2 separate regions of the Mus musculus genome follow, and region 2 is linked to region 1. The links are chromatin contacts, found by Hi-C or POLR2A ChIA-PET in ENCODE. All regions are on one chromosome and are shown on one strand. The core of a region is the stretch at or near the end of the contact, and the rest is flanking DNA. Distances in the headings are between cores, read along the strand shown.

What was found. A loop is a pair of places that touch in the nucleus more often than their neighbours do. ChIA-PET counts read pairs that join two places held with the same protein, here RNA polymerase II (POLR2A).
Region 2: a loop to region 1 is called in a map of gastrocnemius, with 1.9 times the contacts of the local background. The contact joins the promoter of Kcnj12 here to the enhancer-like site in region 1. A Hi-C loop is called at or near these places in 1 of 37 maps with a recorded cell type or tissue (gastrocnemius). POLR2A ChIA-PET finds 5 or more read pairs at or near these places in 1 of 5 experiments (embryonic stem cell).

The regions. Positions count from the first base shown.
Region 1 is chr11:60,952,425-60,955,486 of GRCm38, forward strand. It overlaps Map2k3 (mitogen-activated protein kinase kinase 3), which reads left to right. Exons shown (of 12, transcript NM_008928.5): 12 at 1-387. Among named protein-coding and RNA genes, the nearest start is that of Map2k3, 22 kb to the left of the region's middle. Within about 2 kb of position 1,532, at least 1 of the 3 ENCODE cell types and tissues checked has a DNase peak (open chromatin) inside an H3K27ac peak, as active enhancers do.
Region 2 is chr11:61,020,928-61,023,989 of GRCm38, forward strand. It overlaps Kcnj12 (potassium inwardly-rectifying channel, subfamily J, member 12), which reads left to right and starts at 1,637. Exons shown (of 2, transcript NM_001267593.1): 1 at 1,637-1,923.

The DNA.
Region 1 (3,062 bases), core at 282-2,781:
CTGGTTACCACCTTTAGTGGTATCTGCCTTTCCCTTTGAACTATTATTCCTGTTGCCTTTTGCTTTGTGGGTATTGCTGGGTTTTCTTGCATGGTTTGGAGCTGACCACTTAACCCTGGGTGCCAGCAGGCTCACAGCCGCCCAGTGCTCGGACTGGAGTCTGCAAGGATGGCTCAAGCTCTTGGCTCAAAGCCACGAGGGAGCTGTAACAACTCTCCAGGTGTGACCAGCTCTTGGAAGCTAATAGGTTTACTTTGGTGGTGTTTTTAAAAAAAAAGAAGAAAATCTATTTTTGTGAAGAAAGGCCTGCCTCTTCCAGCCTTTTCCTGGGCAGGAACCTATTGCTGTTTTAATTAAAAAAAAAAAAAAAAATCGTGTGAGACTGACTGTGGCAAGCCTGCTCTTTCTTGGGGAGTTGTGGAGCCCTAGGCGGAATCCTTACTCTGGGACCATGCCGGGACAATATAGCTAGGGCCTGGAGGCTGCCAGCCCACCAGGGCCTCAGACTTGGCCACAGGCCACAGGTGCTCTCAAGGTGCTGGGCTGAGGTGCTTCATTCCATGGCCACCTAGGCTAGGCCCCTGTAGAGGCAACCTGACTCACTCATCCAAGTGATGGTCCCCGAAGTAGAGATGACCGGGTAGGAAGCAGCAGGCTCCACATTGTTTGCACTGCTATCTCAGCTGTAAGCTGAGAGAATGTGCCCAGAGAGCTCCCTAACACGTAGTCAGAGCCAGCTGAGGCCGAGGGCAGGTAGTGATGCCTACAAGAAGGCTCTGAGGATGCGACTTGGTATAAATGCCCTTGGTAGGTCAGCATGGCTCTGTGCTTCTTGAGCTGTTGCCTGGAAGACTTGCATAGGCCCCGTTACCCCTGTTCTCCTGTAAGCAGGAATGTGTCATCTCAGGCACTGGTGGATTCAGGACAATATCCTAAAGGACCTGTGTCCATACACTACTCTATGAGGTCATCAGGATCTAGTGACTGCTTCTCCTAGCTTGACAAACACAGGCACTCAGCCACAGTTCTCTGGAGGGTTACTCCTGGCTAGGAAGGACTCATGTGCTCATGCCCAAGTCAGAAGACTGGAGTGTAACTTCAGGCACAGGTGGGCCATGGGGAGAGTCAGCCCACACAGTTTGACAGCAGGGCCTTGGTGTGCCTGGGAGAGTCCAGAACCCATGGGGCCTCTGTCACCACTCTTCCTTCACCTCTGTGCAGTAGTTTCCCAGGTTCACAGTTTCACGGAGCCTCTCGCCTTTAGACATAGGTTGGTTCTTTCCCCCAAGATCTGTGTTGGTGGGTCCTGTCTCAGGATGGCATGATTTAAAAGAATGGCCCACCAGTCCCAACGCCATCAGGACACATGTGCCCTGCTACTGTATTCCTGTAAGAGGAAACTGCCAATCCTTAAAGGGACTTGGTTAACTTTCGTTGAAGAATAACATAAAGGTAGAACCAATGTCTGGCCGTGAGTACCCACAGGCTAAAGTGGGCGGGCGTTTCTTCTTGCGCATGCGCAGGTTCTTCTTTGCAGTAGTCTAGGTTGCGGCCAGATCGCCTTTTCCCTGGCCGCCAGGAGGCGGCAAAGCCTGGACCTAGTCCTGCCCTGCAAGCCTCTGTAGATTCTGCAGGGTACAGTGCTGTTCACACAGGGCTGAGGGAGCCGGCTTTGTAGCTGGCAAACCATTCCACTTCTAGAGTGCAGCGCGCTTTACAGAGTGTCCCGCGGCTGACCAGACAGGCTCTGTAGAACAGATAACAATTTGCAATTCTCCACCACGTGGGGCTCCAAAGGACTTAATAATTCACTTTGCTGAAATTTGCCTAGTGCCTCACAGCACATTCCTCTTTATAGTGCTGCAAATAGTGGTTTCGGTCCTTTTACTGTTTGGAAACCTTAGCCCACCATCCAGTGTGCAGATCACATTGACATTTCAAAGCATGGCCCCATGGCTACAGCGAAGGTCCCACCCCAGGCTCCTTGCTTAGTGGCAGGCCCCTCTTGTTCCTATTAACACTTCTTGAGTCAGGGCCAGGAGATTAGGAACCTAACAGGGCCCTACAGAGTACCCGTTGTCTCTGTTTCCCATCAGGCAGCGGCTGGAACCAGCAGGCATCTCTAGTCTTGGAGTTAATGTCTCTGGACTGATGGACACAGAGGCCTTTCTGTTTCAGGCGTTGCACAAGAGCCCTCAAACAGCACAAACACTACAGATAGATAGGCCTGTCCTAGAATGGCTTCTGGAGGACACGTGGCACTTACAGGACACCCCTTCCTGGAGGTCAGGGCTGGCAGCTTTGGTTCAATATCAGCATTGTTGCCTCCCTCAGAATTGTGCTGCAGCTCCTGCCTCAAAACTTCCCTGTAACAGTCAGCGCTGACCATTGGCTCACCCAGGAGACGAACCTCTAAGCATGACAGTGATGGAGTTTCTAGACTGGTCTCCCTGAGGTGGGACGACCTCACTCTGAATTCGGGTGGCACCATTCTATGGTGCAGTTTCCTGGACTGGATGAAGAGGAAGATGAGGTAGCAGTGTCTGTCTCCTGTTGCCTCTTGACCATGGATGCACCATCTCAAGCTCTGGCCACTGTGCCTTTCCTGCCATGATGAGCTGTACCCTCAAATGGACCAAAGGTTAAACCCTCCTCCTTTAAACTATCCTGTCAGGCACTTTGTTACCGTAATGAGAAAAATAGCTATTACCTTCCAGGTGACCTACCCATCGTAGCTGGCCCTGCTACCACCCCCGCCGCCTGGCTTTTTATTTTTGTGTCATTCTCTCCTTCCCCAGTACTTTGCCCTGAGATGGTCTGCTCAGAGACCACCTCCCCAAAGAATCTACATCATTCCCTTAGTTGTTATCTGTCAACATTTCTGTTCCTTCTCTGCCTCTGGGACTGGACCAGGAGGGTCTGATTGCTCTGAGCCTGGGTCAGGCAGGGCTTGCGTGAGGCCTGGAAGGCAGGATGTGGGACACAAGACCTAGATGAAGGTAAGGTCCCTACAGAACTATGAAGTCTAGGCAGCCCTTATGTGGCGCCAGCCCCACTCTGAC
Region 2 (3,062 bases), core at 387-2,886, 69 kb after region 1:
ATATGGCCTCCCAGAGGATCGTAATGGCAGCAGAGTAACTCTAGCTAAGTCCTTGGCACAGAGGCCAGCACAGATTGCTTGAACACCCAAGACCCACCAGCCGTTTGACTCAGCCCCTTCCTCAGCTAAGAACTGTACATGCGCTCATCTCTTTTAACCCTCACCCCAGTGCCATAACTCAGGGAACCTCATGATGTCCATGTGATCACAGGGAATCCAGAGACCCAGTGCTGTTGTACCTGGCGCTCAGGGTTGCTCAGTTGAGTTAGGGTAAGCATAACCCAAAGTGGGAGAGTTTTCTGGGGACTCTGGGGTCTGGATGAGGAGTCGGCTCCTGGAGGTGGGATGGTGGGTTTTGCAGAGCGCTGAAGAAGCTTCCAGAGCCTGGGCATCTGGGTGGCCAGAAAGCTGCGCTTCTTGGCTAGGATCCTGCATCGAGTGTCTCTGCTATTCAAATGCATAATTATATTTCACATTACAGAGAGGCTGGAGACCAGGGGGCTGGGGAGTTTTGTGAAGCTTGTGTTCTGCCTGCAGACCAGCCTTCTTGACCTGGTTCTTCAGTGTTAGGGTTGAGCTGGGGGTCAGCTCTATGATAAAATGGGATTTCCCTGAGGCCAGCTAGGCTGATCTGTCTGCTAGGCTGAAAGGTCCAGGCTCTGCAGGAGGCGAGGCCCAGACAATAGGCTCCAGGAGACTGGGAGAGGAGAGTACCAGGGGTGCCTTCCAGACAAGAGTGGGCAAGGGGAGGGGAGTCACATGGAATCAAATCAGCAGAAAGGCCAGAAGGAGGAGCACAGAAAAAGCAAGAGATGAAAGCTAAATACAACACATGATGGGAAGAAGCGATATGGTGTTTAAAGAGGATGGGGTGTGCCTGTAACCCTGTGCTTTGGTGTGTAAGGGGAAAGAACGCGTGAGCTCAGAAGCGAGCCTGTGTGGATGTGTTGACTGATCCCACCCCGTATGTGCATATGTGACTATGACTGCACCTGTGCACCTTAGCCACCGCGCTCCTCATCACATGCATCTCGTGCAGGTGTCGCCTGAGCTTGCTATCCTGCTGTGTGCAGCCCGTCCAGATTCCCTTGCCTGCCTGTAGTCTGAGTATTTATTATATGCTCGCCATGCACCTGTGTGTGCGCGTGTCCCCAGGAAGATGTGTGTGTATGGGTGTGTGTGTGCCACGCGCGTGCGCGCGTATGTGTTCGCGCGCGCGCGCTCCAGTGCGCAAGTGGCTGGTGCGTGTGGGGGGCAGCTGGGGCCAAGAGGGGCCACCGGGCCAGGCCAGGGCGGTGGTGGGCGGGATCAGCGGCGCCGCGGCGCAGGGCGGGCGTGCTTTTGGCGGAGAGTTGGAGGAGTTACCGAGAAGGGCTACTGTGGCAGCGGGGCGCGGAGCTGGGTGCGCGCAGAGCTTCTGCCTCCCGCCGCCTCCTCGCCCTCCATTCCTCGTTCCCCGTCTTCCCCCGGCCACGCCGCGACTGCGCTGCCACCGCCTCCCTGAGAACGGTCGCCGGGGGAGGGTGCCCTGTACGATCGAAGCCCGTTGGGAGGTGCAGGACACCCACACCCGGCTCAGGGGAGCGCGCCCGGCCCTGCCCGGGATCAGATAACTGCGGCGGGGGAGGGGGTGGGTCGGCGCTTCTTGTCGCGGGACTGAGCGACAGAAGCCAGCGGCGAGCCCGGAGCGAGCGCCGAGTGGCTGGGGGCGCCGTCTGGGCGTGCGCCCCCGACCTATGGCTGGCTGGTGGCACCCAGCGCCCGGGAGCGACGCGCCCCTCGGCGTGGAGCGCTCCCAGGGGCTGCGCTGAGGCGGCGGCGGCAACGGTGGCAATGCAGCCAGCGCAGCGGCGGCCGGGACCGGGAACGGCCGCGCGGAGCTTGGAGGACGCGGGACGCGCCGCGCCCCGGCCACTGACCGAGGTAAGAGCGCGGCCGCGGGCGCACGGCCCACCCGCTCGGCCCCAGTTCCCCGCAGACAGCTTCCCGCCCCGGGTGAACGAGGGGTGGTGCAGCAACAGGGAAGGTGAGGCAGAAGAGCTCCCTCCGTTCCTTTTTCTCCTTTCCCGTGGTGAACCACCAGATGAAATGCTGACAGAGAGCTTTTCTTCCCCTGCCATGTTTCGGGCTACAGCCACCAGGGAACTTTGCTCCGGGCTAACGTCTTTCCAGGGGTGTATATATGTGTTGCGGGGGCGGGAGGGGCGGCTCTCGGAAACTTTGAGGAGCTCTTGATTCCCCTCGGCCGGCTGGATTGAGGGGGCTCGTAAAGCAGCGGGCGGAGCCACTTTTGCGCGCGGCATAGGTCCTAGGCGTGACCTTACCCGAGAGACCTGTGATCAAGATGGGGTACAGAGTGAGTGCACAGGTTTGGCTAGCGACCTGAGAATGCTCCCGGCTAAGACCTGGGATCTTTGGAGACATTTCTTTCCCGTCGCCTGTGCTGTAATGGAGTCAAAATAGTCTGGAGGTGGTTCTTAACCATCCATCTAGCCTGCAAGTCCAGGGCACCTTTTGCTTCTTAAATTTGGTCTTGAGAAACCCCAAAAGGGGCTCAGTGCAGAGTCTCTCCTAGACGCACAAGTCTATTCTGGTGTCCTGTGGGGGAACTGCACCCTTTGGAAGAGGCAGCTGGGGTGGCGAGCCTATGAAGAGCTTTGGGGGAGAGCGGGAGAGCTGAGGCCCTAGACACCCAACACCCGGACACCCGTACCTGCCTTAATTTGTGCACATGTCCTATGACTACCTTAGAGCTCACAAGAAATTGTCCTTTGGTGAAGGCCTCCAGTTCTAGGAGGTTCTGCCGCCCTACTGATAGACCTGGTGGGATTGGGGCTGCCCCTCTGGCCATTCCCAGAGTGTGATACTGTCTTTGGTCCTTTCTAGTTTCTTCCTTACTACCTGTACCCAAGCCCAAAGCTGGCAGTAATGATCTAGGGACTTCCTGGCCTTGGCATCCACCTCCTGAGCACTGGTTAGAGGCTTCAGCTCTCTGGATTGCCTAGGTGCCCACATGCTCACAGAAATCAGCTGCCGCCTCCTCCAAGGTGGAAACCCACAAG